Linked DNA regions of Homo sapiens: region 1 is linked to region 2. The links are chromatin contacts, found by Hi-C or POLR2A ChIA-PET in ENCODE. All regions are on one chromosome and are shown on one strand. Each heading gives the region's core, a stretch centred on a gene start or an enhancer-like site at or near the end of the contact. The rest is flanking DNA. Distances are from core to core; before and after follow the strand shown. Region 1 holds the start of ST3GAL2 (ST3 beta-galactoside alpha-2,3-sialyltransferase 2). Region 2 holds the start of TERF2 (telomeric repeat binding factor 2).

The links. Hi-C counts contacts between places; a loop is a spot of excess contacts on that map. ChIA-PET counts read pairs that join two places held with the same protein, here RNA polymerase II (POLR2A). Pooled maps may share reads with other maps.
Region 1: a loop to region 2 is called in a map of naive thymus-derived CD4-positive, alpha-beta T cell, with 9 times the contacts of the local background. The contact joins the promoter of ST3GAL2 here to the promoter of TERF2 in region 2. A Hi-C loop is called at or near these places in 1 of 168 maps with a recorded cell type or tissue (naive thymus-derived CD4-positive, alpha-beta T cell) and 7 of 50 pooled maps. POLR2A ChIA-PET finds 5 or more read pairs at or near these places in 1 of 52 experiments (CD4-positive, alpha-beta T cell).

The regions. Positions count from the first base shown.
Region 1 is chr16:70,435,776-70,441,931 of GRCh38, forward strand. ST3GAL2 (ST3 beta-galactoside alpha-2,3-sialyltransferase 2) reads right to left here and starts at 3,325. Exons shown (of 7, transcript NM_006927.4): 1 at 3,174-3,325. RefSeq lists an enhancer at 1,277-1,456 and silencers at 2,997-3,196, 3,297-3,476.
Region 2 is chr16:69,384,446-69,390,786 of GRCh38, forward strand. It overlaps TERF2 (telomeric repeat binding factor 2), which reads right to left and starts at 1,562. Exons shown (of 10, transcript NM_005652.5): 1 at 1,148-1,562; 2 at 946-1,041; 3 at 135-265. The coding sequence starts at 1,526. RefSeq lists a silencer at 1,178-1,557.

The sequences.
Region 1 (6,156 bases), core at 2,075-4,574, 1.1 Mb after region 2:
AAGAGGGAAACCTCGTCTCAAAATAAAATAAAATAAAATAAAATAAAATAAAATAAAAAAGACTACATCTAGCTGGGCGGAGTAGCTCACGCCTCTAATCCCAACAGTGGGAAGCTGAGGCGGGCGGAGCACCTGAGGTCAGGAGTTCGAGACCAGCCTGGCCAACATGAAGAAACCCCATCTCTACTACAAATACAAAAATCAGCCGGGCATGGTGGCAGATACCTATAATCCCAGCTACTTGGGAGGCTGAGGCAGGAGAATAGCCTGAACCTGGGAGGCGGAGGTTGCAGTGAGCTGAGATCACACCACTGCACTCCAGCCTGGGTGACAGAGCAAGACTCTATCTCAAAAAAAAAAAAAGACATCTGGCCAGGAGCGGTGACTCACGCCTGTAATCCCAGCACTTTGGGAGGCCAAGGCGGGCGGATCACCTGAGGTCAGGAGTTCGAAACCAGTCTGGCAAACATGGTGAAACCCCGTCTCTACTAAAAATACAAAAAGTAGCGGGGTGTCGTGGCGTATGCCTGTAATCCTAGGTTCCTGTCACCCCAGGAAGGGGTGGCCAACAAGGCCGAGACAAGAGAATTGCTTGAACCCTGGAGGCAGAGGCTGCAGTGAGCCGAGATCATGCCACTGCACTCCAGCCTGGGCAACAGAGTGAGACTTCGTCTCAAAAAAAGAAAAAAAAAAAAAAAAAGACTTCGCATCTGCTTGGATTAATCTCTCAAGAAATTGTGATGACCCCAAACCAGTGGTTCTCAAAGTGTTAGCCCTAGGGAGCTGGAGAGAGATGCAAAATATAGGCTCCACCAAGATTAAACCATAAAACTCTGGAGTCCCCTCACACACACACAATCTGTGCCTTAACCAGCTCTCCAGGAGACTATGACTCTCAGTCAAATGTGAAGAATCCTTCCCTAAACCTGTAACCATGAGACCTTCCGCTGTAATTCATTTACTGAACACCCACTAGGTGCTAAGGACCAAGCCAGGTGGTGGTATTTCAGAAAATGAGGACACATTTGAAGAGCATCCACAGTCTAATGAGAGCCAAAATGAAGTATACAAATATGGCCAAAATAAGGCAGGATGTGGTATAGGACAACGCAAAATAATCCATTTCCCACCCCTCTCCCCAGGCCCTACCCCTCAGGTCTTCTTTTGCCATGAAAAGACATGGAAAAACCAAGCCTCCCCAAATCCCCAATCCTGGTATTGCAGACTCCTTAATCCCAGGTGCCTTCTCGAGAAGAGTGGTCCTTACCCTGAGGCTTGGCCGGAGTAGAAATGCTCCCCTGAGGCCATAGCCAGTGGCTCTCAGAAGCTTGGCTTTATCTGGGATTTGCACTCCAAAAGTTCCCAGGAGCCATCAGCGTGCCACAGCACATCACAACAATGCGCTCCCAGGCAGGGTCACTCCCACAGGCCCCTGCCAGACTTGCAAGCAAGGGTGCAGAGGCAGACATAAACACCCACACAGACAGTTGGCCCCCTGGCCTCCCTTCCTCCATTCTCAAGTTACAAGGTTAAAAGCATCCAATTCACAGCCAAGGGGGAGGGCTGGGAAGGGGGTTGCTGAAGCAGTGAACCATCTGGTTCAGATCAAGATTGCTCCTTCAGGAACCCACATAACTCCTAGAGCCTCCTGTCCCTCCTTTCCTCCACCCAACCCACTGGGAAACTGGGGATTGGGGTAGAATGGATGACTATCCCCCTCTGCCCCCCCCGCAAAAAAAAAAAAATCTGAAGAGGACAAAACAAAAAACCTGAATAATACAGGCAAATCTGTGCCACCTCTCTGAGCCCTCGTTCCCTCTAAATCCTGAGTCCCACGACTAAACTTGAGATCACCGCCCACATACTCTGTGCCTTCCTCCACAGAGAGATCAGGGCAGCCAGCAGGCATCCCTCCCTGAAAGGGCAACCCCTCCAAAGTTAGCAGCAGAAGCAAGATGAAGCTTAGGGGTGTGGTCTCCCAGACTCCTCTTATGCCACCATCTCTCTAAAAACCAGCGATACCTTCCACCTGAGAAGGGCTTCAGAGCCCACCAGGCAAGGAAGGGGTGGCCAACCAGCTTCCAAACATCCGTCCCAAAGACGAGGCGGGAGTGTGTTACTGGCCAGAGGTCCCAGAGTGCCCTGTACTCCCCCGGAGGCTTTGACTGAAAAGAGGCCCCAGGTCCCTGCCTGCCCCCAGCACCTCTCTAGCCCCTTTCTCCAACACCACCTTTGACTCAATCCTCCGCTCCTTTACGCAGCTGTAAAGCAAGAGGGAAGATGGGAGACGGGAGATGGATGCAGTTGGCAAAAGATAAATCGAAAGGCTAACTTGAGCAAGCAAGCAATTGGTGCTGACTCCTCTACAGGCAGAGGGAACCCGGAGTGGGTTATGCGAAGGAGGGAAGGCCAACAGGAGCGGCAGGAAGCTAAGGGGAGACTCAAGTGAGCTCAGCCCAGAGCTGTAGCAGGGGGTGGGAAGTTTGGTCCAGTCACAGGGGAATGACTGGGGGTAAGAAATGACTTCCATTCCAAGGCAGAGAAGGAACAGGAGAGAGGAGAGACGAGGTTCAGACCAGCCTCCACGGGACTGGCGCTTTGGCCAAGTTTCTGGCTTCAGCCGTGCCTCAGTTTCCCCAAAGTAGGAAGGTCGAGCCGTGAGAACTGGGCCACTGAGGATGGTTAGGGGGCAGTGCCAGGTAGGGGAAAGATCACAGGGGAGAGAGGAAAGAGGAGCTGATGGGGCAGACAGGCTCTGGCCAAGAGTGGGGCCGGGGTCTCCCAGGTGGAGCAGAGGCCGGGAGACCCAGGGTTAGCGGTACGAACTAGGGAGTGGACTGGAAGTCGGGACCAGGGCAGAGAGCTCTTCCGAGGGCTGGGGCTGGGGCTGGGGTTGGGGTTGGGGGCTGCCGGCAAAGGAGCGGAGCGGGAGCCCTGGGAGGCTGGGAGCGGCTGGACGTGCAAAGCAGAAGGCGGGGATCCGGAATGAGGCCAACGCGCGCGGACCCCCGCCCACACGAGGGAGCCCGGCGCCCCGACCCGGGGGAAGTTGCCGGGCTGGAACGGGCCGGTCTGGGCCGCTGGGCCGCGCCAGCTGCCCGCGCAGGGGAGGTCTGGGCAGCCGGGGGCCCGGGGCGCTCTGCATCCCGCCCGCCCTCATCCCACCCGCGCACCTCAGTCAGCGCCCGGCGCCGCGCGGGCCATGCTCGCCGCTCCGGCCGCCGCCGCCGCCCGCGCAGAAAGCCGTCGCCGCCGCCGCCGCCGCCGCCGCCGTCGTCCGGACCCGTTAGCTCGCAGCTCTCTCGTCCGCCCGCCGTGGGCTAGTCCCGCCCTTGCCTGGCCCAACCCTCCCCGAGCGCCGCCGCCGCCGCCGCCTCAGCCCGGCCCCTCCCCCCACCCCTGCCCGGCTTGAAGGGAAGGGTGGGGGACAGGGGCGACTGCCCCCACCCCATTCACATCCTCCCCGTCTCTCCCTCCCTCCGCCCCCCGCACGCGCGCCGGCATGCTGGGATATGGAGTCCAGCGGGCGCTGGGTCGCTAGGGGCGCCCCGCATCCAGGACTACATCTCCCAGAAGACAGCGCGCGCATCCCAGGGATTGTGGGCTTTGTAGTTTCGCTAGGGCTCAGGGGGTCCGCCGTGCAGGAGGGGAGACGGAGGGGGATGGGAAGTCTTCATTCTCAGAAGGCCGGGCTCCAGCGGCTGGAGCAGACGGCCCCGAGCCGGGTTGGATACGTGGGTTCCTAGGGAGGTGCACACTAGCCGAGGACGCCTCTCAGATGCTGCTGTGGCCAGCTGCTGACGAGCCCGGCCGGAGGGCACTGTTCCCACTCGCGCTCTCAAAGAGCCGCGACCTGAGGCCAGCTTGGCTTCACGCCCGGGCTCTGAAAGCCCGAGCTGCGGTGGGGCCGCTGCGCCCTGGCCTGAGGGGAGAGAGACCCCATCAGCGGTGCGAGCGGGGGTTTGGCCTCGCTGGACTTTGTGTTCCCCACCTAGGAAAAGAGGAAAAGGGGGCAGAGTGTCTATTGGTTCCTCATCCACCGGGGCATCTCCCCCTTGCAGGCTCTCTCTTAGATGCCCGTAGCTTCCTGCTGTTGAGGGTAAAGTGAATGCATTTTAAATATTTGCCATGTCTTTTATTAGCCCATCCTTTCCCTAACTTCCGCACCTATTTCAAAACCTTTATGAAACTCCAGGTAGACTGCAGTTTCGCCCTCCAACAGGCTGAAGTGAGGCTGAAGTGGTTCTGAATTTTTGGTGTGTATGGGATCCTCTTGGCCAGCTTGTTTAAACGCAGATTGCTGCCCCCACCCTCAGCTTCTGGTTCTTTTAGCTCTAGGGCAGGCCCCAGAATTGGCATTGCTACCCCGTCTCCAGGTGTTGCTCATGCTGCCGGTTACTACCTTGATAACCTGATAACCTCTGCTGTTGGTGTTTGCTGCTAACACACCGGTATCCTCTTTCAAGGATGGCCCTTGTGTGGGATAATTAATAATGGCCCTGAAGAGCCAAACCCGGAAAGGCAGGGTCCCAGTCTAGTCCCCTTTAGCACAGGAACGCTCTTTGTTTTTGCTCAAGGTCTCACTGTCGCCCAGGCTGGAGTGCAGTGATGTCATCACGACCCCAGCACTTTGGGAGGCTGAGGCAGGTGGATCACATGAGGCCAGGAGTTAAGACCAGCCTGACCAACATGGCAAAACCCTGTCTCTACCAAAAATGCAAAAATTAGCTGGGTGTGGTAGTGCGTGCCTGTAATCCCAGCTACTTGGGAGGCTGAGGCACGAGAATTGCTTGAATCTGGGAGTTGGAGGTTACAGTGAGCTGAGATCATGCCATTGCACTCCAGCCTGGGCAACAGAGTGAGACTCTGTCTTAAACAAAAAAGGGCCAGGCGTGGTGGCTCACACCTGTAATCCCAGCACTTTGGGAGGCTGAGGCAGGTGGATCATGAGGTCAGGAGTTCAAGACCAGCCTGGCCAAGATGGTGAAACTCCGTCTCTACTAAAAATATAAAAATTAGCCGGGCATGGTGGCAGGCGCCTGTAATCCCAGCTACTCAGGAGGCTGAGGCAGGAGAATCACTTGAATCCGGGGGGATGGAGGTTTCAGTGAGCCAACGTCGCGCCACTGCACTCCAGCCTGGCCGGCAGAGCAAGACTCCGTCTCAAAAACAAACAAACAAACAAACAAACAAACAAAACACCGGCAGACTCTCAACACAAGTGATTTTACCCACCCTCCTCCCTCCACATTAAAAGGCTTCTACAGAGGCGGGTCACAGTGGCTCACGCCTGTAATCGCAGCACTTTAGGAGGCCTAGGCATGTAGATTGTCTGAGCTTAGGAGTTTGAGACCAGCCTAGGCAACGTGGAAAAACCCTGTCTCTCTTTATAAAAAAGAAAAGAAGGCTGGGCGCCATGGCTCATGCCTGTAATCCCAGCACTTTGGGAGGCCGAGGCGGGTGGATCACAAGGTCTGGAGTTCAGGGGTGGCCTGAACTCTTCCAGCCTGGCCAAGATGGTGAAACTCCGTCTCTACTGAAAATACAAAAAATTAGCGGGGCGTGGTGGCAGGCGCCTGTAATCCTAGCTACTGGGGAGGCTGAGGCAGAGAATTGCTTGAACCCAGGAGGTGGAGGTTGCAGTGAGCAGAGATTGCACCACTGCACTCCAGCCTGGACAACAGAGCAAGAATCCGTCTCAAAAAAAAAAAGAGACTTAAACAGTAATATAGTTTCTAACAGCTCAAGGTCACATCCTGGGATGACCCAAACCCACCTTAAAGTGCCTGCCTGAGAAGGCGCACCACTGCCGAAAGAATTTACTGTTCCAGGCGACACCCAATCATAGGCTCTGACTACACTTTCTCAGAGCATTTACTAAAAAGGGCTCACAATTGTGAATTCCTTATCTGATCCTTTGAGATGTGTAAGTATCTTCTACAACTCAAGAGTGTCTTTCTCAAGGACCTGAAAGCCATTCCTTGAATGTCGTCATCCTGAAGGATAAGGCCTCTTTGTGGGAGGACAGAATCCTAACTTTGATAATTGCCAGCTAGTGGACAGAGCTGTACATTGACCAATCCTTTGCAATTTTTCATGTCCCTGACTCTACCGAACCCCTGCTTGCCACCTTCCCTACTCCTTCATCCACTTTAA
Region 2 (6,341 bases), core at 312-2,811:
TGTGTGCTTTCTTGCTTGCTCAATCTCTCCCCATTGCTGTTTTCCTCTGCCCCACACAGTAAAGAGTAAGTGCTGTATCCTCAAAGACCCTTGATTTTTGGTCAAAGAAAAAAGATATAAAAATAGAGCCTTACAGCTTCCTTGACCAGTTTTCTACTGGATTCGACCACTGCTTCTGTCAGTGTAAATTCCGTTTTAATCATCTCCAGCACATTGATAGCTGATTCCAGTGGTGTGAGCTCAGCCTCCATATCAAAGGAACAGTCTAGGACAAAGCACAGTTTTCATTTTTAAGCTCTTTTCTAAGGGTAAAAAAGTTATGTCCAAAAATTATATATATATATTTATGGAAATGGAGCATGCAAATATGGTAAGATTTGCATTTAATTTTTTGACATATTTGCTACAGGTTGACATACACGATAAGGGTCCAAATTCAAATCAATGAATTTAACGTGACCATTTTTTAACACCTGTCAAGACAGGCAAAAAAATTATTTTTAAATACCTGCATTTGCCTCTCAAATTCAGAATATACCCATCCTCCTCAGATACGAGTGGCAAGAAACTGACAACAGCTAAATAGCTTTCAAGTTAAATTCAGAGGGGAAAAATGTCAGAGTACTTCCACTCTGAAAAACTCTCTACCATGGGGGAAAAAAGATGTCCATATGAACATAACTCACTTTAGACAGGAGCAAAGTTGGGGTGAGCAATTAACAGGTGGGAGAAGATTTAAAAAAAACACAGAAAAGCAGCCAAGACAACCTTAACCGGAGAAAACTAGAGCCAGTCGAGCCAGAAAACAGACCCATCGTAGAATGAAAAAGACCACTCTGATGGAAACTATCGCACTTTAACCTGGAATCCTTCAGTTCTAGATATAAGTTTTAAAACAAAACCCTACGCAAGTAAGCCCAGAGAAGAACACAAAAATAGCCATACCTAAATTTTCCCCTTCTTCAATCCGCGACAGACACTGCATAACCCGCAGCAATCGGGACACGGTGTGCTCCTTCCCCAAGGGCCTGACAAGCAAAGCTGGGAGAGAAGACATCGTTGGCTGGGCGACCCCCAGTCCCGACTCCCGGTCCCCCGGACCCCCTTCCCCGGCGCTCCAACCCCCCTCCCCCGGCCCGGCCCTCACCCTGCATGATGTCCCGGATCTGTCTGAAGTCCCCGTACCGGCTACCCCGAAAGGCCCGCAGCGCCTCGTGGAAGTAGAACTTGAGCACCCAGCGATTGACTGCCTCTTCCAGCCGTGCCTCCCCCGCGCCGCGCTCCGCCGGGCCCCCCAGCCCCGGCTCGTGGCGCCCCCGCCGGGCCCGCCCGCTACTGCGGGACGCCCGCCTGCCAGCTGCCCGCCCGCTGCCGTCGCTACTCCCGCCTCCTCCCGCCATCGTGTCCGATCGCCGCGCGCCCTCCCCGCCCTCCCGGCCGGGCCGCTTCCTCGGCTGTGACGCCGCTGGGTCACGCACGACGCCCGGGCCGGAAGCGGGGCCCGCCGTCCCGGCTCCCGCGGCCATGATAGAAACAGCGTTCCGAGCCGCCCGCGGGCTTCTGGGAGGGAAAGGACCGGAGGGCCCGGCCCCCTTCTCAGACGCCGTAGTTCCCGATGTGCCGGCCGCAATGCCTCCTGGGGCTTGAAGTCCACACCGCCCAGGCCGGTGAACCCGGCGGGTTTTGCAGTCAACTTCGCTCCGAATTTACAGAAAACAGCTACTATGCTAGGGACGCGGAACAGTGTATTAGAGACTGAAAAACAGGCCGGGATCGGTGGCTCTACGCCTGTAATCCCAGCACTTTGGGAGGCTGAGGCGGGTGGATCACCTGAGGTCGGGAGTTCGAGACCAGCCTGACCAACATGGAGAAACCCCATCTCTACTAAAAATACAAAATTAGCCAGACGTGGTGGCGCATGCCTGTAATCCTAGCTACTCAGGAGGCTGAGGCAGGAGACTCGCTTGAACCCGCGAGGCGGAGGTTGCGGTGAGCCGAGATCGCGCCATTGCACTCCAGTCTGGGCAACAAGAGCGAAACTCCGTCTCAAAAAAAAGAAAAGAAAAAAAAGAAAACCAAATATGTGCACCTTATTAAACACTTTGAAAATTGTGGAAGAGAGCATACACAGAGGAAAGTCTTTAAACAAATTTGTATTTTAACAAATACTGTAATTATAAAGCAAAGACCAGTGTGATACCAATAAATAGAATGCACCTGGCAACCCAGCCGCTAGACATATACTCTTTGTAATCACAAAAATAACACATTTTGTTGTAGAACAATTAGAAAAATAAGCAAAAGGACCACCCATAGTCCCATAGAGGGTCTGAGTCACTTTCAGATATCTCTGATACTCTTGGAATTCACCAACTGGCACTTGACCAAATGGAGAACCTCCAGCTCAGACCTTAGTTCAGGATGGTGGTTGTGGGTGCCTCTTCCTGAGAGGCCCAGTAACTGGTCTAGCTTCAAAGATTGTCCTACCAGCCCCACTAGTCTGGAACCTGCAAAGATCCAGTTTGGGGCCACTCAAAGACAACTCAGAAGTGCAGGTGGCCATGTCCTTGAGGATGTGAATCCCATGCTGGACCTGTGAATTAATATCAGGACCTTAATATGTATAGTATCCTGGAAAGCCAAAAGTTCTATGAGGTACACGTTCCGGGATGAGAGAAGAGGCCTCTAGGTCTGACTGATCTTTGGTGATCATAGCTGCTTTTCTTTTTTTTCTTTGTTTTTCTTGAGATGGAATCTCGTTCTGTCGCCCAAGCTGGAGTGCAGTGGCACGATCTCGGCTCACTGCAAGCTCCGCCTCTGGGTTCATGCCATTCTCCTGCCTCAGCCTCCCGAGTGGCTGGGACTACAGGCGCCCACTACCATGCCCAGCTAATTTTTTGTATTTTTAGTAGAGACGGGGTTTCACTGTGTTAGCCAGGATGGTCTCCATCTCCTGACCTCGTGATCCGCCCGCCTCGGTCTCCCAAAGTGCTGGGATTACAGGCGTGAGCCACTGCGCCCGGCCCATGGCTGCTTTTCCATTCCAGCCTGCTTGCCTTAACCAGGAACCAAATCACTTGCCTTTATTTTAGTTTTTTTGAGAAAGTTTCACTCTGTAATGCAGGTTGGAGTGCAGTGGCACAATCGTGCTCACTGCAGCCTTGAACTCCTGGGCTCAAGTGATCCTCCTGCCTCAACCTCCCAAGTAGCTAAGACTACCAGCGTGTGCCACCATGCCTGGGTAATTTGAAATTTTTTTTCGTAGAATTAGGGGTCTTGCCGTGTTGCCCAGGCTGGTCTCGAACTCCTGGCCTCAAGCACTCCTCCCACCCTGGTCTCCTAAAGTGCTGGGGATTTCAGGGTTGAGCTACTATGCCTGGTGCCAAATCACTTGCCTTTCAATTCTAACTTTTTTTTTTTTTTTCTGAGACAGAGTCTTGTTCTGTTGCCCAGGCTGGAGTGCAGTGGCACGATCTTGGCTCACTGCAACCTCCGCCTCCCGGGTTCAAGTGATTCTCCTGCCTCAGCCTCCCGAGTAGCTGGGATTACAGGCGTGTGCCACCACGCCTGGCTAATTTTTGTATTTTTAGTAGAGACGGGGTTTCACCATGTTGGCCACGCTGTCTCGAACTCCTGGCCTCAAGTGATCCACCCATTGTGGCCTCCCAAAGTGCTGAGATTATAGGCGTGAGCCACTGCGCCTGGCCAGTGCTAACTCCTCTACTTGCTAGCTGTGTAACCTTGAACAAATCCCTTAACTGTCTCTGTGCCTCTGTTTCCACATCTGTCAAGCACAAATAATGAAGGTACCTCTTGGAAATTATACGAAAAGTCAATGAGTTGCTATTTCTAATGCCTTTAGCGAAGGGCTCAGCTTGTGGTAAGGGCTCAGTAAGTGTAAACTGTTTTTTGTTTGTTTGTTTGTTTTTTGAGACAGAGTTTTGCTCTTGTCGCCCAGGCTTGAGTGTAATGGCGCAATCTCGGCTCACTGCAACCTCCATCTCCCAGGTTCAATTGATTCTCCTGCCTCAGCCTCCCGAGTAGCTGGGATTACAGGAAAGCAGGAAGCACTTAAGGTTTTCAAAGAAGTTCCCTTAAAGAGACAGTTGGGTATTTGTGGTAGATAAAGAAGAGAATGATTTTGGGATAACCAGAGGATGATGGGACTTTGAAAAATGAGGAGAAAATCCATCAAGCAGGACACTTATGATTTGCGCACTTTATGTAAGTCATACCTTAATTTTGAAAAAATAAAAGAAAAATGAGTTTTTTTTGATAGAGGAGAGTAGGAGACTTTCTAGGCAGGTCCTGGATGAGTTAATAAAAACAGCTTATACCGGCCGGGCGCTGTGGCTGACACCTGTAATCCCAGCACTTTCGGAGGCCAAGGTGGGTGGATAACCTGAGGTCAGGAGTTGGAGACCAACCTGGCCAACATGGTGAAACCCCATCTGTACTAAAAATACAAAAATTAACTGGGTGTGGTAGCTGAAGCCTGTAATCCCAGCTACTCGGGAGGCTGAGGCAGGAGAATTGCTTGATCCTGGGAGGCGGAGGTTGCAGTGAGCCAGGATCCCGCCACCGCACTCCAGCCTGGGCAACAGAGCCAGACTCCGTCTTAAAAAATAAAGATGAAATAAGGCCTGTAAATAATGTCTGACAATGCTGGGTGCGGTGGCTCACGACTGTAATCCCAGCACTTTGGGAAGCCAAGACATGAGAATCGCTTGGGAGGCAGAGGTTGCAGTGAGCTGAGATGGTACCACTACACTCCAGCCTGGATAGAGTGAGCTCTGTCTTAAAATAACAATAGTAATAATAATAATGATAATAATAACTGGCCAGGCACGGTGGGTCACGCCTGTAATCCCAGCACTTTAGGAGGCCATGGTGGGAGGACCACCTGAGTTCAGGAGTTCAAGACCAGCCTGGCCAACATGGTGAAACCCCATGTCTACTAAAAATACAAAATTAACCGGGCATGGTGGTGGGCACCTGTAATCCCAGCTACTTGGGAGGCTGAGGCAGGAGAATCACTTGAACCAAGGAGGTGGAGGTTGCAGTGAGCCGAGAACATGCCATTGCATGCCAGCCTGGGCGAAAAGAGCGAAACTCAGTCTCAAAAAAAAAAAAAATTGCCTGACACATGCCAATCAAGCTAGCAAGGTTTTTTTTTTTGAGACAAGATCTTGCTCTGTCACCCAGGCCAGAGTGCAGTGGTGTGATCATGGCTCACCGCAGCCTCGACCTCCTGGGCTCCAGTGATCCTCCTTCCTCAGCCTCCTGAGTAGCCGGGACTACAGGTACATGCCACCATATCTGGCCAATTATTATTTTTTTATTTTTTTGTAGCGACAGGGTTTTGCCATGTTGGCCAGGCTGGTCTCAAACTCCTGGGCTCAGGCAGTCTTCCCGCCTAGGCCTCCCAAAGTGCTGAGATTACAGGTCTGAGCCACCAAGCTGGGCCTAGCAAGGTTTTTTTTGTTTGTTTTTGTTTTTGTTTTTGAGACGGAGTTTCGCTCTTGTTGCCCAGGCTGGAGTGCAACGGTGTGATCTCGGCTCACTGCAACCTCCACCTCCTGGGTTCAAGCGATTCTCCTGCCTCAGCCTCCTAAGTAGCTGGGATTACAGGCATGCACCACCGCACCCAGCTAATTTTGTATTTTTTAGCAGAGATGGGGTTTCACCATATTGGTCAGGCTGGTCTTGAACTCCTGACCTGAGGTGATCCACCCACCTCGGCCTCCCAAAGTGCTGGGATTACAGGCGTGAGCCACCACGCCTGGTCACTAGCAAGGTTTTTTGTTTTGTTTTGTTTTTTGAGGCAGAGTCTCGCTCTGTTGCCCAGGCTGGAGTGCAATGGTGTGATCTCGGCTCACTGCAACCTCCGTTTCCCGTATTCAAGAGATTCTCCTGCCTCAGCCTCCCAAGTAGTTGGGATTACAGGCGCCCACCACCACACCCGCTAATTTGTTTGTGTTTTTAGTAGAGATGGGGTTTTCCCATGTTGGTCAGGCTGGTCTCGAACTCCTGACCTCAGGCAATCTGCCCACCTCGGCCTCCCAAAGTGCTGGGATTATAGGCGTGAGCCACCACGCCCAGCCTCCACTAGAAAGGTTTTAAAAGTTAATAATCGGCCGGGCATGTGAACCCGGGGGGCAGAGCTTGCAGTGAGCCGAGATTGTGCCACTGCACTCCAGCCTGGGCGACAAAGCAGGACTCTGTCTCAAAAAAAAAAAAAAGGCCAAGCGCGGTGGCTCATGCCTGTAATCCCAGCACTTTGGGAGGCCGAGACGGGTGGATCACAAGGTCAGGAGATCAAGACCATCCTGGCTAACACG